Regions from separate parts of the Mus musculus genome. Here region 1 is linked to region 2. The links are chromatin loops, found by intact Hi-C in ENCODE. Cell type or tissue: gastrocnemius. All regions are shown on one strand. Links, peaks and the distances in the headings refer to the core of each region. The heading gives the core; the rest is flanking DNA. Region 1 overlaps Rsf1 (remodeling and spacing factor 1). Region 2 holds the start of Aamdc (adipogenesis associated Mth938 domain containing).

Region 1 (15,469 bases), core at 3,466-11,465, 100 kb before region 2:
AGGGCAAAAGCACACACTGAAGCAATGCTGAAGGCTTCAGATGTGCCAGGCAAGGCGAGTCACAAGTGCTACAGCTGTACAGGGCTAGGGCTGTGCCTGAACTTTCACAACTGTAACAGAAACTAAGGTATAACTTCATATTTTAGTGTCAGCTATGTTATATTGATTTAAAAACCGCCTATTCTTGAAGCAAAGGGCTTATCCTTAAAGTGTTGAGATGTTTAAAATGGAAATTATACTTATTAAATATATCAGCGGTTCTCATTTAATTCTGTTGGTTGTGTGACTATTAATGGATTTTAATAGAAGTATATAATGGCCAAAGGCCAAAACTACATTCAAACCCTGCTAATATATCCAGGCCGATAGAAAATTCACACACACACACACACACACACACACACACACACACACACACACACACACACACACACATCATACAAATCACACACCATAAACATGCTTAAACTAAAAACTAAAAACCTCCCAAAGGAACTGCTTTGTTTGTAGACTTCAATTTGAAGTAGATAGTAAGGGCAAGAATAAACCAGTTAAAATTCACCTGAAAATCCCTTCTCAGTCTTCAAATGTGCTAAAATACACAGCTTAGCATCTCCATGTTATATTAGATGGATTATATTCAAAATGGCATCCCAGATGGTGAACACCATGTGGCCTGAAGAGTTAACACTACTGTCAAGTTTATAGTGTACCTAGATTTTAGGGAAAGACCACTCATTTCACTAACTGCCCACCTGGCCCAGCATGTATAGGCCATCTAATTTATTACAAAAGCTTTAAAGCTATTGAAAAGATTCTGTTAGCACAATCTGGTTGTCAAAGCTTCATTATACATTTTACTATACAAATACTTTCCAGATGATTTTTTTTTTATAACAAGAAACTCTGCTATAACAGAAACTTAGGTTAAAATGTTTTTATGATGGTGCTTCCAGGGTCTCTTTTTTTATTTAAAGTGTGGTAACTCCAAAAGTAAACCAATTGATGTCACAAAAGCTATTACTAAGTGATGTTTGTGTGATGTTATCTACAATACTCAAACTGCAACAGTACAGACATGAACTTTTAAACAGTTCGTTAATCATCATCTATGCCATGAATGTTTAAATATAATATATATTTAATATGAAAAGCTAAAGCACAGGTGCTTTCTCCCACCCTAAATTCTGTTTTGGGCCCTCACAGATTTGGAATGCATTCATATCCACCCTTTTCACAAAGTCAGGAGAGCTCAGGAAATATAAAGTCAAAAATATACAAATCTTTGTTGTTATTATAATAAGATTTTTTCCCATGAATGAAATTACCAAGGACCATGAACTTGGAAAAAGAAAATCAAAAGGAATTTACAGCAATTATTAATCTTCAAAGTTCAAAACTGGTCACTTCCCAGAAAGACTTCAAGATTTGTTGAAATTTTTCTTCTAAAAAGTCGTTCTGTAGTTTTCTAGGAAAAATTAAACAGCTTTACTAACTGGCCCGCTGGTGTGAGAGCTACCGTGGAATAAATTAGCACAAGAATGGAAAGAAGTCTTATAACTGTTCACTGTTACAGACGTAATCAACAAGATCAGTCACTCGCAAAAGCTCATCTTCATCTTCCTCTGGTGCCCCCACCTCCTGTCCACCACTTGTCCCATTGGGGGCTAGACTTGCACTGGCTGTGCCATTGTCCTTGGGGGTTTGGGACTTTTCAGTTGCTTTGCCCATCAAGTTCTCAATGGCCTTGCCAGGGCTCTGTCCATTGGTGGAAGGCAAGTCTACTAGGCTGTAGTCCAATGGGCTCCCTACTTTGTTTTCAAAGTCTTCTTCCTCATCACTCTCTATCCGGTAGGGCTTCTTGCTGCTCTCCTGCTCTGAGGGCAGGGCACTGGGCTGGCTGTCACGGGCAGGCTGGTCTGCGTCCCCATGAGCATTGTCACAGCTCTCCTCGTCCGTCTCAATCCGGTGTAGCCGCTTGCGGGATGGTTTGCCTTCCTCTTCATCATCCTCATCTGCTTCTGAATAGTCATCTGTGCTTCGGCCCCGTTTTCGAACAGATCGCTTCGATTCTTTTGTTAGCTCATCATCTTCAGAGTTCTTGGACATAAAGCTCTCTAGAATAAACAGACATTTAAGCTGTTGGCACAGTTGACATAAACACATTCAAGTACTCCTTCCTTTCCCTTATCTACCCCATCCTCTGCTTTTATGAAAATATTGCTCTGTAATAAATGGACTGACATGATAGACCTCTAACTTCTACCATCATCTATAACAATGTTTAGTGAGGTCTATTGTGCATTTTAATTTTGATTTAGGGGACAGTAGGTTTCTTGGGAGTGAGAGAAGAGGGGCATCTGATGGTTCTCGAACTAGGGGAAAATAAGTTGGCCACAAACTGGGAAACTCCTTCCCTTAGTCCTAAAATTGGGAAGTCATATAAATGCATTAATAAGGAAAGATTAAAACTGAAGGAAGGTGGTACACACCTATAATCCCCATACTTGGGAAGTATAGGAAGATCAAAAGTTCAAGGCTAGCCTGGGTTATATGAAATCCTTCTCAAAACAGAAACCAAAAGCAAATGTCTGGGCATCACCTTTGAGAGTAGTGACCTCCTCTGATAAACTATGAACTGGGAATGTCTTACTGTTATCTGTGCTGACTCTGTGAGTCATCTCACTGAGTCTTTGTGTTACATATACATTTACAAACTTACAAGGTTTAGGCAAACTAAAATCTAGATTAGTCTTTAACATGTATGTTTAGATAGCTAAAGAGGCATCTTAAATCTAGTGTGAATAAAAAAGCTCTTAAAGGTCATATGGCAATTTTTTTCTTTTTTTTCTAATTTATTTATTATATGTAAGTACACTATAGTTGTCTTCAGACACACCAGAAGAGGGCATCAGATCCCATTACAGATGGTTATGAGCCACCAAGTGGTTGCTGGGATTTGAACTTCCTCCAGAAGAGCAGTCAGCGCTCTTAACGGCTGAGGCATCTCTCCAGCCCAGCAGTTTTGTTCTTAAAGCTGCTTAGTTCTCCTTGATTTCTCATTCATCAAATCAGTAAATGATTTTGCTCTAACAAAACTGATCCTTGGAAAGCTGGAGAAATAGCTTAGCCGTTAAGAGCACATGCTGCTCTTGATGAAGACCAGAGTTCAGTTCCCAGCACCCATTTCAGAGGAATGATAACCACATGTAATTCTAGTTCCAGAGGATCTGTTGCCCTCTTTTGACACTCAGACACTAGGCATCCATGTAGTGCACACGCAAACACACACAAACAAATCTAAAACTCTATCTTAAAGTATAAACTATCTACAACTTGATTTTTATTCTTACAAGTACAGACCTAGCTCTACCCCATCATCTCATCCTGGGACTACTGGTCCCCAAACTGTTCTCCCTCTTTAATTTATTAGTATTAGTAGGTACTCTAGCAAACTAGAACCCACATGAGATCATACTACTCCACTGCACTTCCCATATCACACAAAGCAAATCCATAATCCATACAACAGCCTACTCTCTTAATAGACACTAGTCATGTGGTAAATTTAAATCAATTAAAATTAAACAGCATTTAGTTTCATGCTCAAGCCGGCTAAACTTTAAGTGTTTCACAGGCTCATGAGGATAACATCACTGAATTAATCAGCACTAACACAGAATATTCTAATTATTGTAGAAAACAAGCTAGGCAGCTTTGAGATTATCTGAGATTACTATTTATTTATTTATTTATTTATTTATTTATTTATTTATTTATGTCAGGAGAGACCTCGTGTTCTATCAGAACTACTCATTTTTTAAGAAGGGAGTCATAGACAATATGTAAACAAACAGATATGACCATCTTCCAATAAAACCTGATCTGCAACACTGTTATGTCAGCAGGTACACTGGAGCTTGCTGACATCTTCATGACACCTTCAGTTTTAACAACCCCGACCTTCCTTCTGTTCCCTGATGATGCTGGGCACAGTCAGCTCAGGCTCTGAGGTAGACACTCCCTCAGTCGGTATCGCTCTTCCTTCAGAGAATGAGAATGCCTACCCTATGTTTCTTTCAGATCTTAAATGTCACACCTGTGTGGATGAAAGAGTATGTCTGAGCATGGGTGGGGGAGCATGTGTTACCAATATGTGTTTGTGTGTATTTAGAACCAAATCTCCAGTGTAGAGTCTCAGGCATGCTAGGCAAATATTTCACCAGAAATTCCTAACTTTGCTCCCTAAATGTTGTCTTTCTCAATGAAGAAATCAGAAATTGGAAGAATATTTTTCTAATCCTCTTTTCTCCTTCTAATAGCTTATATTCTAACATTTGTTTTATTACCATTCCATCTACCTACATGAGGGCTGTTCTGTTCTGTCCTATTCCTAGTGCTTACACCAAGGGCTTATCCAATCAATACTGACATTTAATGGCTGTATCATGTTTTTTATTTATGACATATGAAGATAATCAAGGGAAATTTACCTTTAGTCTCCTACATCCACATTTTTTTTCCTGGTCTCATACTTTCAATTATTTGTTTGATGTTTAATGTGTAAAAGCAATATTCAAAGCAGATCATAAGCAATGATAGATTATGCTTAAAAAGAGTCAGCATCAGGCTGGAGAGACTGCTCTTCTGAAGGTCCTGAGTTCAAATCCCAGCAACCACATGATGGCTCACAACCATCCATAATGAGATTTGATGCCCTCTTCTGGTGTGTCTGAAGACAGCTACAGTGTACTTATGAATAATAATAAATCTTTAAAAAAAAAAGTCAGCATCTTTCAAAATGACCTTAGAGGTTTGAATTAACAATGAAATGGGCATTCCTATTAGAATTTTTAAAAGATTTACCTTATTATTATGTATGCATATCTTTGTATGCCAGTGTTTACAAACATCAGAAGGCACTAGAGTCCATGAACTTGGAGTTATGTGTGGTTGTGAGATGCCTACCTACTGTGGGTGTTAGGAATTGAACCTTGATCCTCTGAAAGAACAAAAAATTCTCTTAACCACTGAGCAACCTCTCCAGCCCCTACAAATGAATTTGGGGAGGGAGGTATTCAAGACAGCATTTTGTGTGTGTGTGTGTGTGTGTGTGTGTGTGTATAGCCTTGGCTGTTCTGGAACTCACTCTATAGACTTGGTTGGCCTTGAACTCAGAGATCCACCTGTCTCTGCCTCACAAATGCTGGGATTAAAGGCCCACACCACCACTGCCTGGCTATGAATGTTTTAAAACTTTCTCTACACTTCTGGTATAGAACAACTCAAGCCATTACATAAAACAGATCTCAGCTGAAATTCATACTGAAAGTACAGAAGGACAATAGATAACTTGGCTTGAGACTGCTTATCTACTCAGAACTTAGAAGTGATTTCAAACTGGAACAAAACAAAAGGAGCAGAATAAATCACATTGTATTAAGAGCTTAATACAATGGAACCTTTAAAGATTAGCATTCTATTGAGTCATTTACTCCAATTATAATTAATAAACAAAAAAAAATCTAAGATTCATCTTACTGACACTAATGATTGTATGCATTTTAATATAAAGAAAAGCTTGAGTCACTTTTCTTTCCATGCAGTGTCTATTTCTGCCATGCCCTGCTCCCGCACACAGGACACCAACTTACCTTCACTCTCTGAGCTGGAAAGTCTGCGCTTGTGAACTCGCCTGATTTCTTTACCACGTCGTAGACTTTTCTGGGAACCATCACTTTCTGAATCTTCTTTATAGTTAATTTGTCTTTTCTGGTTCCTTCTTGATCGCCTTCGCCGGGTTTCTACAAAATCATCACTAAAATCATCGCTAAAGTCACTTTCTGTTTAAAAAAGGAGGGAAATAAAAAAATTACAAAATTTAAATCCATTGGTAGAAGTATACTTAGCTAACGCTATAAAAATATAAGGTTACTAGAATTTAGTTGTAAAAATTTAGTTAAGTAAGGTATATAAATCTCAGAGCCAGGTGATGGTGGTGCACTTTTAATTCCAGCATTTGGGAGGCAGAGACAGGTAGATCTGTCTCTCCGCCTGCTTCCCTCCCTCCCTCCTAATTTTGCTGGGATTATAGGTATGAGCCACCATGTCCAGACCTAAAGAACTACTTTAAAAATGAACGTATTGGGGATGGAGTTAAGAGCACTGGCTGTTCTTTCAGAGAACCTGGGTCAAATTCCCAGCAGCACCCCCATGACAGCTCAGTGTCTGTAACTCAAGTTGCAGGGGATCTGATACCCTCTCACAGATACAACAACAATGCACAGAAAAAAACATTAAAAAATATTTTTATGATTTATTTATCAGTAAATGTTTGAGTATGTGCTGGAAGTCCTGTAAAATCCTCGAGAGTAAATGTTGTGCGTAGAAAAGTTAAGAAATCCTGCTGTGTGTTGGGTTAACTAGTTATTCATCTCCAACATCTCAAAATATGCTCAGAAATATGTGGCACCACAAGGATTTATCAGAATTTATCATTCAGAGTTTGGCATGAAGGAAACATATTAATTTGTGTGAATTTTCTCAGGTAGTTCTGTATGAGAAAAGCTACTAGTAAAGTCATAAGAAAAGCATTTCAGTCCCATCAGGACATGTCACAGCTGCGTGACTCCAACATCCTGTGACGAGAAGTCACAGGAAGTAACTGAGTTGCTCTGATTCAGACTGAAGGACTTTTACCAGAGTCTCTGCTGTTCTCCTCGGATTCTTCCTCCTCCTCATCGTCATCGGAGTACTTCTTCTTTGGGGTCTTTCTCCGCAAACGCCTGCTTTGCCTCATTGGCCGAGAAGGATGCCGCCTCAGTCTTCGGCTGCAGAAGTCAGTGTCGCTGTCCTCATTGGATGGTGGCTCTTCTTCACTTTCATCTGGATTTTCATCAGACACAACAAACTCATCCTGAGATCTGTCCAGGAAAAGCCAGATACATCACGATGGTACACTTAGTGTTTGTTTTGTTTTGGTACATTTAGAAGTGATAACCAGTTTTTCAAAGTTCCAAACACATTGTAAAGAACCCAGTAAAACATTAAGTAAATTTAAAGATATATTTGGAAAATTATGTCAACTTTGCCAATAAAATGTATGTTCTACCATCTATCCCTCTGAAGAAGCTGTGAGAATAAATGCTGTAAGTCACACATGAATTGCAGTGACCTCTTTGGGTACATCTTAAATCCAACACATTTGAAAAGGCTCATTATTTCTTAACTTACTACTCTTCTCTGTCAGCCACCGGATATTTTTAATACAAAACGTTGACTTCTTATTATGAGGAGAAATAGAGTACTTGTGCCTGCGTATTCCGAGGACAACTTGCAGAATTGGTTCTGTCCTCCCACCCTTACGTGGCTTCTAAAGAAAAGGTTGCCAGGCTTCGGGAGCAAACATGTCCACCTGCTCAGCTAGTTAGCCTGGTACTGAGCATCACTCACCCAGTTAGCCTGGTACTGAGCATCACTCACCCAGCATCACTCACCCAAACATGTTTACCTGCTCAGCTAGTTAGCCTGGTACTGAGCATCACTCACCCAGCCAGAGTCTGAGGTTTTTTCCCTTTCATCTCGTGCCTCAACCCTTTGGGTAATTTTTTTTTAAATCCATTTTCAGGACAAAGTTCAAAATTATATGCATGACAAAAGAGAAAAAAAAAAAAAAGAAAAACCCACTCAGTGATTTTTTTTCTTTTTTATCCCCATATTCTTGCTTTTCTGGGAGTTTCCTAAATATGCCTTGGCATTTGAACATGTGGCTTCTCTGTTTTGGTTGCTTTCTTATCTCACACTGCCTCTAATTCTAAACTTACAAGGCTGCCCAAAATACCCATTCTACACATGCCAACTCTAACTTCTTTCTTATGTGGTTTCCCTGAGCAACTATCTTCTGTACTCTAATTTTATCTGTTACAAAGGCAGGCAAGGCAGAGGAACTTTTCTGTGATTTTGTATACTTATCTATTATACTACATCCATTAACAAACCAAAAGGAAAAACTCCACAATACTGTTTATACTTGTTCTGTTGTTCTGTATAAATGGAAGTAATGCTAATATTGGATTAGTTATCCCTTATCCAACCTCTAGAGAGCGCCAGAGAGAGGTGATACTTCTTTATAATTTACCATACAATTAAAAACTACTGAGGAACTTGGTAGAAGGTTGTATAGAGAAAGCTTTCAATAAATGAAACCTCAATTGCAGTTAAACAAATTTAAATATTAAACTAGTATAAACATAGCTTTAATTTTAATCTAAAAATGAATCAAAACCAGTGATCTCAAATTTATTTTAAATGTCCTGCAAATCCATATAGAGGAAGCCACGCCACAGCAGTGTGGCTCTCCGAGGACGCAGCAGTTTGCATGCTGACCCCTAGACACACACCCGTCACTGATCTTGAATTCATCCTCACTCTCTTCTTCATCTAGGTTGCTATCACTGTCAAGATCATTAAGTCGCCGGCGTTTCTTCCTGCGAGCAGCAGCTGCCCTCTGGGGCCGTTTATTTTCCTTTCTTTCTTCATCCAAAATAGTAGAAATGTCTTTCCCACGGTGACCTGTGATGGTGGAGATATCTTTCCCCCGGCCAACTCCTGAAAGGAAGAGGTAACTACATGTTTATTGAACCTTCCCCATAACTCATCAGAGCAGCAGCCATTCCTTTGCTTAATTTATCTTAGAAATATGTAGGCTCCTTACAACATCAGCTGATAATGCTCTAAAGAAAGGATTACTGTGCCTCTCTTACTATGTACAAGTTTACAAGGCAGAGACTCCTAGTTTACATTTGACTTGCCAAGTGATGCTCACCCCACCCCCTCTTTTTTCTCACTGTCTTTTATTTGGTGGAAGTCTGTTTAAAAACCTCTCTGTGCAGCGTAGGTTGGCCCTAAACTCCTTGTGCCTCAGCTTCCTGAATTAGAGATTTGTATCGCCACACCTGGCTCAATACTCTATTTGTGTGCGTGTTTATGTATGTACAGCACATGCATGTCTGATACTCAGTGTCAGAAGATGGAAGTCCAGCTCCACAGAACTGCAGTTAGTATGGTTGGGAGCTATGAAGTAGATACTGGGAGCTGAACTGGTATCAGGCATGCATATGCTGTACATACATACGTACATGGTGCTAGGAACCAAGCTCTAGTCCTCTGAAAGAGCAGCAGTTGCTCCGAACTGCTTAATCATCTCTCCAGACTCATCTTTTAAAAAAAGTAACTCAGAGTTTTCTGATTTAGCCACAAAGTTGTCCAACTGCCAACACTAGCCAATCTGAGACCACCTCCTCACTCTGAAAATAAAACCTCATACCTGCTAGTAGCTGCTCAAAAATATCCTTGAATAAGGACAGAAACAAAGTTGATAAAGATATAAAGGACACAGTTCTGAAAGGCTCTAATGTCAGTTTCTTCAAAACAAAACAAAACAAAACAAAACAAAACAAAACAAAAGGCTTACTCATCCACTTTTACTATTTTACAGGAACAAGTAGAAAGCAGAAGGTTCTACATCAGAGCATTAGTAACTGGCTATATAATGCCTTAACAAACAACCTTCAGATTTTCCTATAATGCTGTTTTGAAAGGTAATTAAAGGCCAGCCATGGTAGTGCATCCCAGCACTCAGGAGGTAGAGGCAGGAGGATCTCTGTAAGTTAAAGGACAGTCTTGCCAACACAGCAAGTTCAGGACAACTAGAACCACAGAGAGAGATCCTGTCTCAAACAAAATGAAATGGAAAGAAAGAAAAGAAGGAAGGAAGGAAGGAAGGAAAAAAGACAGAGAATGTAATTAAGTGAGTAAATTGATCTTTAAGTTATACCAGTCATTAAAATTTGAATTATCCATATATTTGAGGCTTTGTAGTTATAAAGACAATAGGAAAGTTAACTGAGTATTCTAATTAGAATCAGATAGAAATTGTTTGATTAATAAAGAAAATTAACTTTTGTATTATATCATATAAAAATTAATAATTACAAAGTTCTGACTTAATACACTAATACTATATCAACAGATTATGTTAAATATGAGACAGTTTGTTCAGTGTTAGCTTTGGAGAGAACAATAATCTGCTGGTAGAATTATGTGAAAAGAATAACAGATAAACACATACCTCCTCCATCAGCCTCTTTAATATCATCTTCTATAGCTTCATCAATTGCTTCATCAAATTCATCAAATCTAAAATAAGCACAGTGATCAGACCCTAAGCTGTATATGTTTGATTTCTATAGACTACATACACAAAGTGTCTGCATCAGTCTGGTTTTGTCCCCATTCCAACTCACATGTGACAACCTTAAGGTATGGTTCACACACGACTATGATTAATGTCCTCCTTAAACAGGACTAAAAAAGAGAAAACAAAAATCTCTTGGCATCTTCTGCCATGTGACATTATAACAGGAGGACAGCTATCTATCTATCTATGGAAGTAGACCCACACCAGACACTAGATCTTCGAGAACGTCTATCCTGTGAGCACAAAGCATGAAGTTGCCACTGATAAGCAGAAACAGGCTCTGAAATCTGACTCCCCAATCTGTTGGTACTTTCATCTTGACTTTATAAAGTCTCCAGAACTGTGAGAAATCAACACATGCTTTTTGAAAGCTATCCAGTTGATAGTATTTCTACACAGGAAAGCAGAAGGATTCATACAATATCAGTATATGTGAAGGTACCCTAACACACACACGCACACACTCTAGACAATAAACAAGTAAAAACTTCAAAGAATCAGTAAAGTTTTAGATTCTTTAGATTATTATATAATTACTATTGAAAGTAAGTGTATTGTTAAATTCATATACAAATGATCAAATTTTACAACTAGATAAATGTGCTTTTGCTCAAAAAACTATTTTTTGGATTTAAAGATAAAAAAACAAGAAAAAAAAGATCTCTATGATTGCTTTATATGGAAGATTCATCTTAGTTTGGGCTCAGGTGACCTAAGATGAACTCAGCCGGACTGAATGTACAAATAACTTCTGCTTGGAATCTTGTGCATACAAGTGCATGCAAGTGTGTGCCTGGTGTGTGGACTGAACATATGACCTGACTCAAGCTAAGGAAGGGTTCTACTACTTCTGAGCTACAGCGTGGCCTTTTAGTGTTGGAACTCTATACCCAAGGATACCAAGTGACATAAATGTAATACTTAAAAATCACTAAGTTGGGAAAACCATCCACTTCTGTCTTGTCTAACTGGAAAAAACCAGACTCTTCTACTACAACAACTTTCTCTTCCTTCATACCTGTAGCTAATACATTTCCTTGTTCTTGTTGATCTCCTTTCAAGTGCATTTGCTTTGGATTTTTTTGCATCTTTTTTCTTTTCTTCTTGCTCTTCAGAAAACTCAGGCTCCTTTAAAGATAAAAGTGTACAGGTATGACCAGGAAACAGTTCTTGGAATTAGCAGCTTTCACATTCTACCTAGGCAGCATACACAAAATATGTGAATTTCTAAGATTATCTATCACAATGAACATACACAGCAAAACTACTTACACAAATTAAAAAATTGGAGATCAATAAATGAAATATTTCTGTTGATTTTCTTATACTTCTGTGAGTTTGTAATTGTATTAAAATAAAATAACAAGAGTGAAGTTTTTCTACAGTTTCAATCGGCTAACCAATAATTACACAGAAAACTCTGAATACATTGTGTGTGCTCAATTCGCGAGATGATCTGATTTAAACTGAAGAAGAACAACTAGGTAAGCTACTTAAAGCTATGATACAATTGTGGAAAGGGATGGCTCAATGGTTAAGAGCACTGGCTGCTCTTCCTGAGGTCCTGAGTTCAATTCCTAGCAACCACATGGTGGCTCACAACCATCTGTAATGAGATCTGATGCCCTCTTCTGGTGTATCTGAAGACATGACAGTGTACACATATACTTAAAAAAAAAAATCTTTAAAAAAAAATTGTAGGTGGGGGTGGGTGGGTATGGGAGACTTTTGGTATAGCATTGGAAATGTAAATGAGCTAAATACCTAATAAAAAATGGAAAAAAAATTGTGAAAAGAATAAAATTGTAAGACTTTGCTTGGAACCTGCTGACTGTGATGGCTTATAGCTCTAAGCCTAGCCTTCAAAACCAGCACTCAAGAGGTAAAGGCAAGTGGATCCCTGAATTCCAGGCCAGTCAGGGTTATATACCCTGCCAAAAATCAGCTACAGTAACAAAACTCACAACAAAATCAAGTTTGAAATTACTGAACATTCACTGATGAGGTACCCTTAATTATAGACTAATAAATGTTAAATAATGGTAGTTCTTCAAAGAAATTAAATTATAATAGAAATTAAAGTTTCAGTAAGGGCCATTTTAAAAGTAATTTATTCCCAAGCTATTCTTTAGTTATTTTATGCAAATAACACATTATAAAGCTAACCACAAATTGTCCCATTTACAATAGAAACAATAGAATATTACCCCAAAGCAAAGAGCTATAAATTTAGTTTAAATACAATAATCACATTTTTGGGTTATCTATTTATATATAATAATTTGAAAAGTTCTTTCCACAAATGCTTAAAATGTCTAGCCTTAATAAAGTAGGAATGTTGAATATTAAAACAAGTCACACAATTCCATTAAATGTAAGAAAGCACATAACATCTCTTCCACAAATGCTATATAAACTTAGACTGGAAATCGCTCAGTGGTTAAGGATGGCTGCTCTTCAGGGGACTCATGTTCCATGCTCACCTCCCAGAGTGGCTCACAACCAGCTCCAGGGGATCTATAGCACCCTCTTCTGACCTCTGTAGGCAATAGGTATACATGAGGTACATAGACATAAAGGGGAAACATGCATACACATTATGATTTTAAATTAAAACAAAACCAAAAACTTATCAACTAGAAACTTACTTGTGGAGGAATGATGTTTTCAATACTGATACCAACATACACCAAACGTTCTTTCCTTAAAATCAAGACCAAAAGTATAAAATAAGATTTGCTATAAATAAAATTCACATGTAAATATCATTTCAGATAGTAATAAAATTATAATTTCATAGTACTTAGGAGGCTGTTACCAATACTAAAGTGAAACCCTATTAGTAGAGAATTAGTATAGATGAAAAGCACAAACTTTCTTATATATATATATGAAAGCTGTACTTTTGAACTGAAATAAACAAAGAAATTTCAAATTGTGAATTGACAATGTAGTAAGATAAAAAGCTAACACTGATTAGACAAACAAGGTCTTTGCATATTAGATGTTTTGGGTAATGTTATGAATGTAGTATAAATTATAAGACTATGATAATAAGCATCACTATAAATTAATGACTAACTAATAGTATATAACAAAACCATCTCAAGGCTCCAGAGAATGACAATAAAGCCACTTATTTCTTGCTCTGGAGATGAAAAACTGCAATGGAAACACATGGCTATGCATTCAACAATGCAAATTAAGATACCCATAGAGCCAGAAAACAAGCATGCAGATGCTTAATGACTTCATGGTTCTGTTTGCTAGAAAAACAAAAACCACAAAACTGTGTATTTTGATTTAAAAAAACCAATAACAAACAGCTCTATACAAAAGGAGTTTGCTCTGGCCCTCTCAATGTTAACCCAGTCCAGCAAAGGCAGCTGAGCTCTGAATACCAAAGTACATTAAACTGAACTAAAAGAGAAACTGTTCTTTTTGGCTTATTGTAATGTTCCTTCTGAAAGGAAATTAATGCATTTACTTGTCTAGAGCCTTTGAAATGCAGCTTCTAATGTGCTATGAACTCCTGGCTCTGATAACAAGAATCTTATAATTAGGCGGTGAAGATATTACATTTATGAAAATGATAAAATAACTTTGATTAAAACTTTGTAAGATTTCAGATAGTAATAAAATTATAATTTCATAGTACTTAGGAGGCTGTTACCAATACTAAAGTATAGTAGTGGTAGAGAGATGGCTCAGAGGTTAGAAACACTGACTGCTCTTTCAGAGGTCCTGAGTTCAATCCCCAGCAAACACATAGTGGCTCACAACCATCTGTAACGGGATATGATGCCCTCTTTTGGTGTGTCTGAAGACAGATACAGGGTATTCATATACATAAAATAAATAAGTTTTTTAAAAAAGATTTATTTATTACTATATCTAAGTACACTGTAGCTATCTTCAGATGCACCAGAAGAGGACGTCAGATCTTATTACGGATGGTTGGGAGCCACCATGTGGTTGCTGGGATTTGAACTCAGGATCTTCGGAAGAGCAGTTGGTGCTCTTAACCACTGAGCCATCTCTCCAGCCCATAAGTCTTTTATTTTTTCTTTTTTAAAAGAAAAAGATATAAGTAATTAATAATGACCAAGACAATCAGAATATATTTCATGGTTTGAACAGTCTCTGATATTAAGTATATGGGATATACATCTCTTCTTTTTTTTTTTTTTTTTTTTTTTTTAAGATTGTAAGTACACTGTAGCTGTTTCAGACACACCAGAAGAGGGCGTCAGATCTCATTATGGATGGTTGTGAGCCACCATGTGGTTACTGGGATTTGAACTCAGGACCTTCAGAAGAGCAGTCAGTGCTCTTAACCGCTGAGCCATCTCTCCAGCCCCCATACATCTCTTCTTACAATAATCACATTCATTGAAAACTAATTTTCTCCTTTAAACCTTGAAATTGCTTTCATTTGTCTACTATTTCTCTTCTTAATTCAACTGAAGAGATATTTGCTCATGTTCATCATGGACAGATTTATACCAAGCTTTGAAATCCGTAGATAACATAAGTTATGGTTTTTGCCCTCATAATTAGTTATCAACTGACTATAGACCATTTCTAACTCTACTAGAAACATGAAATGGTATAATTCCATCTAAACAGAGAAATCATGGCTTTAAATGGATTCGCTGTTGTACAGAATCTGCAAGGGAGACATGATTGCCCATCGCAGTCTTGTTAGTAACCTTTTGGCAGGATGCTGTCCACCCAATCTTACTACCTGGATGAATGATACTGCAAATCTTATCATTACTAACAACTCCACTCTTTCAAAAATTTCAGTTTTACACATCCTATTGTCTGACTCCACTAACTCAATTTCCAAGTTACTCTACTTTATATACTAATTGCTACGGTTTTTGTACTCTAGTCGAACGTCCGCTTACTCAGGTCCCTATTGAGTACTAAACCTGACTAGCCCTGTCACCTGGCTGACACGACACAGTCCTTCACAGTAAATACTCCTTTGCATACACTTTCAAACTCCTTGTCTCTTATTCTCCTTCCCATTGTTCTAACCTGGAAAATCCAATCCCTAATTAAATTCAACTCACTGCTAAGCATAGCACTAGTAAATGTAGTTTGGAAGAACAGATTTTTGAATTCCTAAACTATCTCTGATACCACTAGGTGTCATTAACATTAACATACTACAAAATAGAGGTTTCTAAACCAGCAGATTCC
Region 2 (15,469 bases), core at 2,813-10,812:
TGATATACCAGAAATATACTGCATAGTGTCAGAAACAAGAGATACCCTGTAGAACTCAAAGAGAAATAAAGAATCTTACTTCTTCAAAATCAGAAGTGCCAAAACTGGAAGTTTTTAACCAAGCTAGGCTCTAGCTTCAGAAAGGACACTGACCAATAACCTGCCATTATTAACCCATGTGTGCACTTTAAGATAAGCTTAAACTAAGAGATTGTATTACTTGTTTCAATGGTCATCGTTTTACTTCATCAAATTCATGGGAAAAAAAGTACTATCATTTACCTAAGCACCAGGAAGAGAGAATATAAAGTCAGAATATAGTTCTGCTTAAATATAAAAGACATATATACCCTTTTATACTTGACATCTTGACTATAGAGAGAGTTACTAAGTACGACAACTGATGAGTACAACGGCATTCCTAGGACTCTGGACTTTTCAACAGGAGGATCCCAAGTTCAGAACATGGGATCGGGCTATGTACGGAGCTTCAGCTGGGGAGGTGGATCAGTGGCAGAGCACTAAACTACCACACAGACAGCCTACTAGCTCTGGCTCCTTAGAGCCCCAGCACTAAAAGAATACAACAAATTTAAAAAAATAAAATAAAATAAACAAACAAAAAACATGCACACATTACCAGAACTAAGACAGGAGAATCACAAGTTCAACACTGCCCTAGGCTATAGAGTTCCAAACTAGTCTGAGATACACAGAAAGCCTGAGGTTAATCTGAGCTACACAGTAAATCCATCTCAAAAAAAAAAAAAATCAAATTATTTAATACTATGCAAAAACACATTGCTACACTGTAACATTACTTACATACATTTCAGTATCATTATTAAGTATGTCACTTCTCAAACCACACCTGAACTAAGTTGATTACTAAAAGTATTTCTCTTTGGGGATGGTGGTGGCACAACCCTTTAATCCCAGCACTGAAAAGGCAATGAACTCTGAGTTGGAAACCAGCTTGATCTATGTTTACGTGAGTTCCAAGCCAACCAGGGCTACACAGTGAGGCCTTGTCTCAAAAACAAAACAATATAGAAGGTGAGGAAAGCAGAATTGGCCCAAAGCTCTAGTAGGCTACACAGTGTCATAAACACCACAGACCCTGCTTCAACAAAGTGGAATTCAAAAGGCAAGGATTAGCTCTTAAAAGTTATTCTTAGACTTCCAAACGATGCTATGCATGTGCCCCTATGTTGTTCACACAGACACACACAGAAAAAGATGTGACACTTAGCAATATGACAAAAATCAATGTCCACCCATCTATATCCCACAGTCACCTACTTCCTGTTAGGAAGAAGTATGCCGGTTCCATAGTAAATACAGACCTGGGTGGTGGAGAGCAGAGCGTGCAATGCCTTCATCTAGAATGCCCGTTTCTTATTCTAGCATCAACTATGAGTCCATCCATGGGTGATAATTTAGGCAGACTTTTCAAACCGCAGTCTGAATAACACCAATGGTCAGGTATATTATGCCTTTGTCTTAATTTCTTTTCCTTGTAATATGAACAATACAGTTGTTCGTTCTTCCTTGGCCTAAAACTTAATAGTCTCTAAAGCAGCAATTCCCAAGCATTTTAGTTAGATTCCTGATACCCACAATGTCTCATTAATTTTCTTAGAGCAGCCCTAAGCCCAAAAAAAAAAAAAAAATCACATCAGTTCCACTTATTAGGTACTTGGAAACCATTTGAAAAGTAAATCTCGGGGCTGGAGAAATGGCTCAGTGGTTCACAGCCTTGCTCTTGCAGAGGACCTAGGATTGATTCCCAGCATCCACACGGTGGGTGGCTCCCATCTGTAACTCTAGTTCCTGGGAATCTGATGCCTTCTCCTGACTCCAAGGGCCCCAGGCCACAGGAACACAAGTGAAGACAAGCAGGCCAAACACTCAGACACATACAATTAATCATTTTTTTAAACTAAATGGAATTTTTAATGGTTTTATTTTATATTTAAACAACCAGAAGTACCTACTGAGTATTACTATGAGGCACACAACAACTTATCAAGTTTTGGAATTAGAATGGACACTGGTTCTATTTTCTGTTCCACTAGGCCTTTCTTGACTAAGGAACAAGGCACTCAAAACTGAAGCTACAATATCAAATTAAAGCTTGCAAGCAACTTTTTAGGAAAAAGAGCATAAAGTATTTAAACAAGGACAAATCAGTAAACTAGTTTCTACCTAAGAATGCTATGGTATTGCTAAATCTACCTCAATAAATACTGTATTCAAGTACTTAGCCCCTTTCCATTCCCCCAGTTAGCACAGCAGAGGACTGAAAAAGACAAAAGTGTATTCTAAGGGCTGCTCACATTAGGAAAAAACAAAACTTGCATAAAGTAATTTTTTTTTGTTTTTGTTTATTTGTTTGCTTTTCAAGATAGGGTTTCTCTGTGTAGCCCTGGCTGTCCTGGAGCTCACTCTGTAGACCAGGCTGGCATCGAACTCAGAAATCCTCCTGCCTCTGCCTCCCAAGTGTGCACCACCGCCTCCCAGCAGGTTTTTTTTTTAATTTAGCATGTGTGCACACATGCACACTCTTTCTATACACATGCCAAAAAGCTCTAGTAGAGGTTAGAGGACAGCTTGCAAGTGGTTCTTTCTTTCCACCTATGTAGGCTCAGAGGGATCTCAGATCATGAGGCCTGTCAACCAGTACCTTAACCCACTAAGCTATCCTGCCAGCAAAATTAAAACTTTCTTTTTTGTTTTGTTTTGGTTTTTACTTGTTTGTTTTTTTTTTTGAGATGGGGTTTCTCTGTGTAGTTCTAGCTGTCCTGGAACTCACTCTGTAGCCCAGGCATGCTTGGGTCTCAGAGATCTGCTAAAATTAAAGGCAAGTGCCACCGTGCTCAGATTAATTAAAACTTTTTAAATGGCACAGAGCTGTTTCTTAATAAAACTTATACAAAGTAGAACTCACGGATTATGACTGACATCCCCATGCCTTCCCAACCTCACAAAACTTTAAACCTAGTTACAATTAATACATGTAAACGATACTATGCATCTTAAATCTAAAAAAAATCTTTAATTTGTAGTACCAGAATATTTGAAAGTACCTTGTTTATAAAAAAAAAAAATTGTAACATTTCATTTGGCTCTTAGCCACTATCTTTGTCTGCTGAAGAAAATGAGAGACATATAAATGAGACACACTGTTCTATAACCCACATATTAAGCTGTTCTACACAAACCCTGGTCTTTCAACTCTTTCTAGTTTTCTTTCCCCAAAAGATTGAGTCAATCTTAGCTGAACTACCGTAAGGTATGCCATAATCCAAAGCCTGAACATCTTTTTCCTTCACAGTAAAACTTTCACCTTCAGAGAGACTTTTCATTTGCCACGTGTCTTGAACTGTGTGACATTAATTAACAATTATTCTTAGATTCCGCACGACAGAATCTACTATTATCAGTCCTCTTAGCAACCATATCGATGGTAATACTGTGCCTGAGGTAAATGGTCTCTCTCAGCCCAACTTCTTTCCCATTTTTTCCTTAGCTAATGGCCCAAAGTTCAATGCTAGAAATATCAAACCTATCCTAATAACTTTTCTCTTTCAATACTAACACCAAGTAAACACAATGATTAAAAATTAAGGGAATGAAAGCTTATCCAATATTCAAAATCAAATGGCACACCAAAAAATCTATGTCTGGCTCTTAACTTGGTCCAAATTCTAAAAACATTTCCCCTCAAGTACTCACATTTTCTGACGAATAAATTACTATTAATTTTAAAGTATCCTAAAATTAAGTGAGGGTACTACTACACTTCACAGTGACTACTTTCTTCAAAAAGAATGTGAATATATTTTGATAATGAAATTAATACACTAGAAGCTTAATGTTTAAAGAAAGTCTGCAAAAAATCTTAACCTAAAGTAATTTAACTCTGATTTCATAGTTTAAAAAACTAGATTTTTATAGCCAGATACAGTCTAAGAACTGTGAACCAGTAAAGAGATGCAGAGCCTGGCGTAGTGACAAATGCCTTTAATCCTAGCACGAGGCAGGCAGAGGCAGGAGGATTCCTAAGAGTTCCAAGCCAGCATGGTATACAGAATTCCAGGCCAGTCTCAAAAGAGAAAGTGGAAAGAAAGTATACGACCATTGTACCAATAACTGCTGTAGGATTAATACTTAATAACATTGTATATCACACATTTTCTCTACAGGTAATACTTTGAATAAGTTCACACTTGGGTCTTTCCTTAGCTATGTAAATACATCATATCGGAAACGTATTTTCTATACAGAACAAAAAAGCAACTCTGCTTTCTTAGAAAGGTCACAGCTATCATGCCTTGTACAATACCCAGTCCACCCTGGTCATCTACGCACAGATCAAAAGAAAAAGAAGAAAAGAAGACCTATTTGGGAAACGTTTCTTCTTTTGCCAAGGGCTGTCGCTAAACAAAGGCAATGTTCGGAGTACACAAATTAGGCTTCTCCTAGGGAAATAAAGTACCAGAAAAGGAGCGGAATGGATCGGGACTAATAGGGGAGAGGGTTAGCGCTCAGCGTGTAAAGACTGCAAGCAGCAAACACAGCGCTGAGATGCTCCAGCAAAAGAACCACGACCAGCAGCAGCAGCAGGAAGTTTCAATGGGGCCGGGCAGAGCATGCGCCCTGAACCCGCGCGGTGGCCTTATGTGGAAGGAGCACCACTTGCGAACACCAATAATAGACCAGCGGCACCAGAGAGAAACATGAGCAACAAGCACCTTCTTCAACTGTTTCCCCAGCCATCTGAGCCCCTCCTCCAGCCTACAGACTAACCACCCCACCCCAGCCAGCAAATGGAAGAGTGACTTCTTCCCTTAAGCCCTGTAGCTGAGATAGGGGGAAGGGATAGAGAAAAGTGGAGAGATGCTTTTCTATTATTTTGGGGGAGGTGGTGAGGAGAAAAACTATGGAGGAGGAGATATTAACCCTCTCCTACCCAGAGCGGAGAAGCTGGGCCGAGTTCATTTCCCCTTCCTACGCGAGAATAGGGGGGAAGCCCCCTCTCTGGTCATAGACTCAGATCTCCCAAGGAGGAAGGAGTTTGGGGGGCTAGACCAGCCCTCCAGGGGACGGGAAAAGGCAGGAGCCGACTCTCTCGGGGGAGTTCCCACCACCGGGAGAGCGGAGTGTCCGCGGGCCCCCGCCCACTCAGGTGGAGTGAGCAGAGGGGGCGCCGAGAGAAGATGGGCCCAGCCTCCCGGGAGACGGTGGGGCGGATTGGTGGGAGGAGGGGAAGAGAAAAGCGCAAAGCTGGCCGGAACCTGCGCTCCCCTTCCCCCGCCACCTAAAGGGGTAAGAACTGGAGGCAACACCGGCGCGGGGGACCCGGCCCCAGAGCGTCAGGCCGGCACAATACCCCCTCCTGGGCCCTAGCCCACACCCGGTCCGCGACGCCCCCACCTCCGTCCCCGCGGGGCACGGTGGCCCTAGGGGGCCTCCGCCCCGCCTCCCCAGCACCCAGGAACCCCCGGGCTACGAGGAGTAGGGACTCCGCGGAGGCCAATCCCTGGCGAGGGACGGCCGCAGAGCCCCAGGGTATCTATGGAGAGCTAAAGCGCGCCAGGGCCGCTTCCCGCCGGGCTTTCGGGCCGATCGCTTACCTTCTCCGTTGCCGATGTCTGGCGGCGGCGCCTGCAGCACCCGCTCCAGCTCTGGGAACGGCAACTCGGGCAGGTCCAGCAGCGGCCCGTAGCGTTCCAAGAAGGAGCAGACTACGGCGAAGTTGGGGCACGAACCCGGGCAGCCCGGAGGAGCCATCGCCGCTGCCGCTGCCGCCGCCGCCGCCGCCGCCGCCGCCGCCATTTTGAACTGGAGGATGGAGGAGGAGGGGATGGGGGGGCGGGAGGAGTTGGGGGGACCGAGGGATGGCAGGGTAGCTTTACGGACGACAGGAGGCGCTCTCGAGTGGACGCCCCTGCGGCGGCGAGCGTCTCGCGCCAGGCGCCGCGATCCCACAATACCACGCCGGCCCGGAGCAGTCGAGAACTGAGTTAGATCGGGGACAGAGAGGCACTCTGGGCCCTTCACTTTCCGCCCTCTTCCCGTCCCCTTCCCTCTACGACTTCAAGGCTCCGACTTCTTCCCTCCCACTTCGGGGTCGCTACTGCCTCGTGTGACAGGGGGAATGAAAACAAGGGAAGCGGGGCGGAGAGGTTGGGGGCGGGACTTTCTAAGAACGATAGCCAATGGGGGGAGGGGGCGGAGCTTCGGGTGTGGGCCGGCTGAAGGCGAATTCCAGGCCTGGTGGCTGAACCGCTGTGGCTCAGAGTCCCTCGGCTAGCTGCAGGGAAAGGTGAAGCACGGATCCGACTGGAGGAACAACCGCGAACAGAAGCGCTGCGTGAGTTTTCTGCGGGATCTGGGAACGGAGACGACCAAGAGAGAGAGACAGAGAGGGAGTTGAAGAGAGACACCAAGATGCAGCAAAAGAGAATGGCAGGGAGGAGAGAGGTTAGGAGAAGGAAAGGTGCGGTTGTGGCTTGGCGCGGGACCCTGGAGAGAAGTCTCAGAAAGTTTGCTGAGGGGTGTTGCCCTCTCCTGAGTGTTGTGTGACCAAACTTTTCCTGGGGGGACGGTAAACACATCTCACCCCAGACAGAGCTCCCACCGACAGACCGAAGTACAGATAACACCAAAGTCCAACTTGGCGAACCAATGCGTTTTATTTTAACAGGAGCATGGATAAGGGGTCACTTACAGGAGCAGGAATGACTCAGAGACAGCTGCGACCCCAGGGCCCACCCCAGCATGGGTGACAGATTATAAAAACTGCACAGCCTGCAGGCAGCTCACTGCGTTGGCATGTCCTTTCCAAGTGACTCTGGTCTGAACCTCTTCCAGGCAGCTCAGCTGGCTTCTGCTCCTCCCAGGCAGCTGGTCCCATCTCAGAGTCTTCTTTGCAGTGCAGCTTGTCTGAGAGGCTTTTTTTTTTTTTTTTTCAGCTCAACTTCCTTTAGTTTGAGAGAGACGATCACCTTTTACTGTTTGCTCTGACAGAGAGAGACCTAATGAATCTGGTTAGTTTCAGGGACTTCCTGAAGCTGTTTTGAGTTGTTTTACTGTCCTGTTTAAAGAGCTTCCTTGCCAGATGGAACCGGTGGACCAGGGCCTAAGGTACTCTGTGGATCACTAATGAGGAATTGCCTCTGCTGGGTGACCAAATCTGAGGAACCACTCTCTACTCGGGAACTAAGATGCTAAGAAGACTCTGGGCTCAGCTCAGGCTCTAAGTTGGCCAAGGTCTAGAGGGTGAGCTAGGATTCTACTTAGAAAGCTGGGAGTTCGCTGCACAGCAGTAAGCTTGTTAGGAAGCAGAGTTCTACTCCATTCCAGAGTTGGTTGTAGCATTCTCTCAGAAAGAATCCCAGAATGGGGAAAGTCATCAACAATGGAAAATAAATAGAACCTGCAGCTTAGGAAGCAGTATACTGTATGCTTAGGAGCAGGAAGTAAGTTTGAGTTGAACCAGACTTGAGTCCTATCCCTAATTACTTTATAACCTTCCGAAGTTTCTTTGTTACTTTGAACTTTAGTAAAGTGAATAATAATATCTACAGCATGGATAGTTCACAGTAAAGTGGTTAGTATGTTTTTCTGTCACATTGAATGTACTTTGAAAGATTCCTTCTTGTCCTGGCAGGTGGCAGAGTCAGGAAGAACTCTGAGTTCAGGCTATAGAGTAAGACTGTTTCAAAGAATCAAATCTTTCTTATAAAAAAATTATAATCTAGATTGAATCCAGCTATATTGAGCCTACAATTTATTACATTATGCCAAAATTTTAAGAATATATTTAAAACTTACATAACACCTACTTCCTAAAACTAAAGCAACACATATTCTAAATCAGATTAAATAGGAAAATGTGTGACTAAAGAAAGTTTTTTTTTAATAGGCAAATAATTATGCCAGGAACATGGGCATTGGCTTCACAGATAAACATTAAAGAATGTTATGTGTTTCCAGGTAAAAAGAGGGAAAACCATAATGGTCTATATCATTTTCATTAGCAAAGAAACTCATTTTTCAAGAGGAAAGAAGTTCTCTGAAAGTTATTACTTAGAATTATGATTCTTTTAAGATATTATCTGTGTGTGTGCAGACATTTGCGCTATTTGCCTGCATGTCAGAAGACAGCTTTGTTGAATCACTTCTGTTCTTCTACCTTTTATGCGTGCTCCAGGGAATGAACTTGAGTGGCCAGGCTTCCTCTGTGAGCACCTTTATTTACTGACCATCTTACTGGTCTTTAAAATAAATGTTGTCTTCAGATTTATTTTTTCTTAGTTAATGTATGTGTGTGTGCTTACCTGAGTTTATTATGTGCACTGCATGTATACAGGTGCCGCTGGAGGCGAGAAGGCATCGTTCCTCTAGAATTGGAGTTATAGGTGTGGGTACTGGCAACTGAACCCTGAGTCGTCTACAAAAGCAATGAGCAGTAACTGCAGAGCCATCTCTCTAGGTCCAAAAATAATGAGTCCTTTTATTTTATTATTTCACACAGGGTCCCATGTATTCCATTCTGTCCTCCAACTTCCTATGTAGATAGGATGGCTTTGAACTTCTGGTCCTCCTGCCTAAACCTTCCGAACATTTGTATTACTGATGTGTGCAACCATAACCAGTTTGTTTGTTTGTATTTTAAATGATCTTGTGTTTATGTGCACATGCGTATTGCGTAATCCAGAAGAGAGAGCATCAGATCCCCTTGTAAGCCACAGGATTTGGGTGCTAGGAACCATAGGTTCTCTGGAAGAAGACCAAGTATGTTTATTCACTTAGCCATCTATATTTAGCCACTGGAATAGCGAGTCTTAATCTGATCAACAAACCCTCAAATCAAAAATGCCATTAATCCCAGCACTAGGGAGGCAGAGGTTGGTATGTCTCTGTGAGTGCAAGGCCAGCCAGGTAATTCTAAGGAAGCCAAGACTGTGTAAAGAGACCTTTCCTCTCTCTAAGAGAGAGAGGGAGAGGGAGAGAGATAAAAAAATTACAAAGCACAATATGCTTAATAGTACTGAAAATGATTTAAATGGTTCTCTTTTATGTTACATATATTTTACTACAATAAGGGTTTAGGTTTTTTGTTTGTTTGTTTAAGTTTCTAAGAAAATATGGTTGTAGCGGGATGTGATGACACAGGCTTTTCATTCTAGGACCAAAAAGCAGAAACAGGCAGTCTCAGGGCTCAAGGCTAGCCAGGGCTACACAGTAAAACTGTCTCAAATAGGAGAGAGACAGTACAGCTGAAGATGGCTTGCAGTTAAGAGAACTCTTCCCAGAGAACCTAAGGTTAGACTTGAGGACCCAGGTTTGGTTCCCAGTTCCTGTATCCAACAGCTCCCAACCACCTGTAACTCTAGTTTTTAAGCATCTGGTGCCCTCTTCTGGCTTCTAAAGTCATCTGCTCACAGGAAGTGAAGTATACATACACTCAGGCACACATATATACTCATAAATTAATAAATACATTTGTTAATAAGAGGAAATATAGCTGTGGATTATTACTGCAAAGTTTTAATAAGTGGGAAGATATGCATTTTAGATATGAAATTGGGAATATCAAACTAAGAATTTTGATAGAAGTCTCAAAATGCAAAATGTGGAGGTAGGGGAGGACAAAGGAGAATCTGGAGAAGGACCGAAGCGAATCTGACCCAGAAGCTGGTGAGACGGTGCCGTGATTAAAGCTGTGATGGCCTGACTCTTACAAGTTGTTCTCTGGCCTCCACAAGCATGCTGTGACACACAGGCATCCACACACATGACATGGAAAATTAAAAACAGAAAAAAAAATCTTTAAAGAAAGAAAGGAAAATATGAGCCAGACTTCATCTCTATCAGCTGTTTTGTAACAACAAAAAGCCAGGCACACAATATTTTGAATTATACCTTTGTGAAAGAATGTCTATGAAAAGAAACTTTGAAGGAGGTGGAAGGTTTGATTACGTGTTATGTAAACCTTATCAGGTTTCTGTCTTGACTTTCAGCTGTTTTGTTTCTTTTCAGGCAAGGTACCATGAGTCCTGGTTTATCCCTAACTGACTATGTATGTGAGGTTCCCTGAACTCCTCCCGACCCTCCTCCTCACCTCCCAAGTGCTGGGATCACAGGTGTGTTCCACCATGCCCCTCTCTTTTCTCTTTTGTGGTTTGTTTGTTTGTTTGTTTGTTTTCTGTCAGTGTTTTAGAAAGTATCTCACTAGACATGACTCAAACTTGCAGTGGCCCTTCAGTTGCCACCTCCCATGTGCTGGGATTAAAGGCGTTACCCACCCCACCTGCTACTTCAGCTTTCCCATGAGGCCGTAAAATAACATCCTAAAAAAGAAAAGGCTGTCGTTTCTTCTACTGTACTTCAATCCACAACCTCTTCCAAAGGGGACTGTTAACTAATGCTAGAGTTTCTGCTCTTCTAGATTGGATTCAGCATTCCAGACTGAAATGAGAGCAAAGTCCTTAGGCATCTGAAAGTTACATCCACCCAAAAGATGAGAGGTGTTTGACTACAAAGCAATGCTAAGGTCATGCCTTCACAAAGTCCATTGTCAGGAAAAAACAACACACCCCCACAGTACCATTACCATCTCTTGCTTTTGTGCACTAAAGACAAGTTGTAGATTACAAGAATTTAATGCCAGTTGCAGGTTGTTGGCATATAATCAGCCTAGCACTAGAGAGATGGAGGCAGAAGGACCTTGAGTTTGAGGCCAGGCTAAGTATACATTGAGTTCCAGACCAGCCTGAGCTACATGGTAAGCCCCTGTCCCATCTAAAGAGTGAAAACATACATATAAAAGCAAGTTTAATCCCATTTTGTGAATTTAAATACCTAACATATGTATCAGATTAGAATGTAATGATAAAATTGCAGCTGTTTAATTGCAATACATTTATTGCTACGCACTAACTTGCACTAGGTTGAGTTTTGCCTAGTGTTTGTATTATTGTTTATTAAAAACAGCAAAATATCCAAAAGAAATTGTAAATTGTGCTATACTCCTGAAGTAAACTACAACAAATACTGAAATATACTGTCAACAACACAATATTATAGCTGAATCTCAAAAATACATTGAATGAAAGAAGGCAGACACAAGAGCCCAGACTAGCCTCCAGTCCACTCTGTAGCTGAGAGTGACCTTGAGCTCAGCCCCTGCCTCCACCCCAGAAGTACTGGGATTACAGGTGTTTGCCATCAGGCCCTGAGCCTGATGATTAAAGATTTATGTTGATTTTCGTGTGTACATATGTATGTCTGCATGGGTGTGTACACACGTGGCAGTGCCTACTGAGCTCAGGGGCCACAGATCCCCCTTAGAACTAAAGTTAGCAGTTAGAAACCACACAGCATAGGTGCTAGAAACCAAATGGGTCCTCTCAAAAGTAGCATGTACTCAAAACCTCAGAGCCATCTCCCCAGCCCAACCCCACCCTCACTTTTTTGAGATAGCTATCTCTCTAATTATAGCTTGCCTGGAATGTACAGAGCTCTGCCTGCTTCAGCCTCCAGAGTGCTGGGATTAAAGGCATGTGCCATCATGCTTAGCACCACTATGCCTATTTTCTATGGGGCTGGGGAATCACTCTACCATCAGCCATATCCCAAGCCTTTTACATCTTAATTTTTAACATTTCTATTAGAAACTTAAGCACACAAATCATGTTATGCAGTTTGGTATGCTACATAGAAAAAAAACTGATATTCAGGGAGGTAGACCACAAAATTATACACATACTTCTTACATTTTCGTTGCAGGAAGCCTTGCCCAGAGCCTCCTGAGCATACTTCTGCCATACTGCTTAGCAAGAGCCTCTCCAACAAACTCTAGCAGTGGGATATTTAATACAGACACAAAAAGACCTTATCCCAACACAGCACTTCCATTTTTAATGCAATCTATGTTTATGCTGTCTCATTCTTAAATACTTTTAATATACCCCCAGCTGATAGTAGTAGTTTCAAACTGTGACTCGTGATTCATTGGTGTATTTTTACAATCAATTTAGTGCATCAGGATCAAAAATTATACTAAAAATGAAAGAGAACAAAAAAAATAGAACACATCACAGTCACTTTAGGGGCCTTGATCTAATTTATTTTTTTTCTGCCAATTAAAGAATTAAAAGGCAGGCTAGAGAGATGGCTCAGTGATTAAGAGCACTGACTGCTCTTCCAGAGGTCCTGAGTTCAATTCTCAGCAACTACTGGTGGCTCACAACCATCTGTAATGGGATCTGATGCCATCTTCTGGTGTGTCTGAAGACACTGACAGTGTACTCACATGTATAAAATAAATAAATCTTTAAAAAGAAAAAATGAGGGGGGCACGCAAGCTGAAAAAATGTCTTTTTGTGTGTGGGGAGGGAGGCTAAATCCTCTGAAGAGTCTCCTCCCCTACTTTATGGTTAGTCAGTTTGAAGAAAGCTAGTGTAGTTGATTGGCTAGGAACTGAGACACGTCCTGAGCTGAGCCACCTACAGGCTTGTCTCAAGTCTAGAAGAGAAGGAAGAAGCTGGCCATTTTTAAGACAGGTTTTCTCCGTATAGCCCTGGCTGTCCTGGAACTCACTCTATAGACCAGGCTGGCCTCGAACTACTCAGAAATCCGCCTGCCTCTGCCTCCCAGGTGCTGGGATCAAAGGTGTGCACCACCACTGCCTGGCATTCACCGCCTTTCTTACCTAGCTGTGGCCCTCTCCCTATCTATCTGCTTACCAAGGAGTCTGTCTAACTTCTATTTTCTCAACAAGGTCGCACAAATACTAAGGATAAGTATTATTTTGATGAACCTAGCCTGCCTCCTTCTTAGGCTTAAGAGTCATTTGATAGTAAAAACTAAGTAGGCGCATTCCTGTGTCTGATTAAACCTGTTTCTCAAGGATTGGGCTATGTCCCACCTCTAACCTCACTACAAATGGTTCAAAGAAAGGGCAACCGAGTCTTAGTTTCTAACCATCTTGCAACCCTACCTTTGTTTCAAAGGTTATATGACTACTTGTTATGACTGCCTTGTTAGGACCACCTTACAATCATGTCTTTGTTTCAGGAGGTCATTATGATGAATTTGTTACGCGTATGTTCTGCTCCAGTCAGGTAGACCCCTTACTTACCCCTGGGCTATGAAAACCTTGCCTCCCGCTTGTCCACTGTTGACCTCTCAAACCCTGCTTTAGGGGGAGGTAGTCCATGTACACAGATTTAAAACGCTTGCTTTAGTTAATTTGGAGATGATTCAGGTCAGTGCGCCTTCTCCTCCCATGTTTGAAATTAACAATTTCTCAGTAATTATATGTACAGTAACTAACTGGAATTATCCCAAGTATACAAAGCTTGTTTTAACATATAAAATCAAGCTCTATATTGCATCATATTAACAGAATAAGGAAAAGAGCCCAGTCAGGTGCGGGGCAAAAAGATGCAACCCAAAGATGCAGGGGAAAAAAAAAAACTTTTGACAAGATTCATTCTTTTTTTTTTTTTTTTGTGGTAAAAATATTCAGTAAACTAGGAATATTCAGGGACCATTTTCAACCTTATTAATTTAGCAATATCTAGGAAAGCCTGAGATTTAACATATTAATGGTGAAGATTGATGCCTTCACCCTAAAGTCAGGAGCAAGACATCTATATCTCCTCAACTATACCAATTGTATTTAACACCAGCGTGGAGGAGGGTCTAGCCAAGACAACCGGAATAGAAAGAAAATGTATCCAAATTAGTATGGCATATATGTTTTTATGCACCATTTTAAGTGACAGTCTTATACATAACAAATCTTAAGAAATAAGAAAAAATTTTAAATAAACAAAATTTTTAATTAATAAGTAAGTTTATAGGATTCTAAATAAAACCTCAAAAATCAAGTGTATTTCAACATATTAACAATCTAAATGTGAAATTAAGAAGAAATTCTATTAGGGGAGGTAGCTTCACCTATAACCTTAGTCACTCAGAAGGCATAAACAACATAGCCAGATACCATCCCAAAAAGGGAAAAATCTTTACAATACCATCCAAAACAATAAAATAATAAAAAACTAAGTAAAAATGTAAAGAACCATGAATGAGGGCTCTTTATATATCTGTAATCACTTGTGAAGCTAGCCAGGAAGATGAGTTCAGAGCCAGCCAAGGTACACAAAAATAACAACAAAAACAAAAAACACAAACAAAAACAAGACTACAGAAAATAAAACACTGCAAAGAAATTTACTTTGGTATATGTGGAAACATAGTCCATATTTATATAGATGAAAGACATTCTTTTTTCTGATACTAGGATCAAACCCAGAGTCGACATGTTAACTTACTCTACCACTGAGTTACATCCATGGAAGACTTAATGCTGACGAAATGACAGTACTCTGTATTGAACTGTATTACAGACTCCATTCAGCATGCTGTCCAAGACTTCAGGGTACAGGTCTGCCACAGGATACTTACTGTGGACTAAACTGCATTCTCCACACTTCCTATGTTAAAATCCCAACTTCCACCATGAGTATATTTGAAGAGTGCACCTTTAGAAGGTAACTAAGGCTAAGTGAGGTCATGAGTGTAAGCCATAATGTCATAGGATAGACGGCTTTATAGGAAGAGGGATAGAGAGAGTTCCCTGTCTCCAGAACTGTGAGAAATAAGTTTTTAAATAATATAAAAATTAATATTTTGTTGTAGTAGCCTAAGCTGTCTAATAAATGGCCACTTTATCAATGCAGTAAAAGGGAAAGCCTTTTGTTTTGTTTTGTTTTGTTTTGTTTTGTTTTGTTTTGTTTGAGACCCCTACAGAGAGGAGCTATAGAGGTGATTCACCAGACAAGTTTGGTTCTCAGCACCCACAAGGTGCCTCAAAACTATCTGAAAACTCTAGTTCAGTGATTCTCAACCTTCTTAATGCTTAATACAGTTCCTCATGTTGTAGTGATTCCCCAACCATAAAATTCTCTTGTTGCTACTTCAAAATTGTAATTTTTTCTGCTGTTGTGAGTTGCAATGTAAATATCTGATATGCAGGATATCTAATATGTGACCAACTCCCAAAAGGGTTGTGACCCTCAGGTCACAGTGAACCTTTAGTCCCAAAGGGCCCAGTGCCCTCTGCTGGCCTCTCTGCCTGCTCCAAGTGGCACATTTCATCCAGCAAGGCCACACCTTCTTCATCAAGACCATACCTCCTAAGAGTGCCACTCTCTGAACCTATGGGGCCATTTTATTTCAAACCACCACAAATGTGGTCTCCTCTCCAGTTACCCAATGAAAGACTAGTATAGGGGTTGCTTTGAAGTTGTAGATGCGGCTAGTAGCCACAGTTATTTAACTAATAAATAAATAAGGTTGTCCTTGATCCTCTGAGTGGGCCTCAGCCAATCAGGTAAAAGTCCTAAAACAAAACTACTATTTTCTTGACGAAGAAGAAATAGTA

The links. Hi-C counts contacts between places; a loop is a spot of excess contacts. Peaks named below come from ENCODE experiments on the same cell type or tissue, not always from the same donor. Only the 100,000 strongest peaks of a DNase experiment are listed, where the experiment ranks them.
Region 1: a loop joins it to region 2, with 2.5 times the contacts of the local background. A loop is called at or near these places in 14 of 42 quality-filtered maps.

Annotation. Positions count from the first base shown.
Region 1 is chr7:97,672,073-97,687,541 of GRCm38, reverse strand. It overlaps Rsf1 (remodeling and spacing factor 1), which reads right to left. Exons shown (of 16, transcript NM_001081267.2): 10 at 12,907-12,961; 11 at 11,277-11,386; 12 at 10,130-10,197; 13 at 8,400-8,607; 14 at 6,700-6,923; 15 at 5,655-5,843; 16 at 1-2,117. The coding sequence ends at 1,555. Rsf1os2 (remodeling and spacing factor 1, opposite strand 2) reads left to right here. Exons shown (of 3, transcript NR_154552.1): 2 at 8,444-8,620. Among named protein-coding and RNA genes, the nearest start is that of Rsf1os2, 17 kb to the left of the region's middle. In gastrocnemius, for the core only: a CTCF peak has its summit at 8,094; no DNase peak of the experiment used is centred there.
Region 2 is chr7:97,570,276-97,585,744 of GRCm38, reverse strand. It overlaps Aamdc (adipogenesis associated Mth938 domain containing), which reads left to right and starts at 6,248. Exons shown (of 5, transcript NM_001177945.1): 1 at 6,248-6,379; 2 at 10,054-10,157. The coding sequence starts at 10,092. Rsf1 (remodeling and spacing factor 1) reads right to left here and starts at 5,849. Exons shown (of 16, transcript NM_001081267.2): 1 at 5,640-5,849. The coding sequence starts at 5,841. In gastrocnemius, for the core only: CTCF peaks have their summits at 4,685, 5,946 and 9,450 (motif pointing left); DNase peaks (open chromatin) are centred at 5,254, 6,036, 6,170, 6,833 and 1 more place; H3K4me3 peaks cover 3,818 bases; H3K27ac peaks cover 3,921 bases.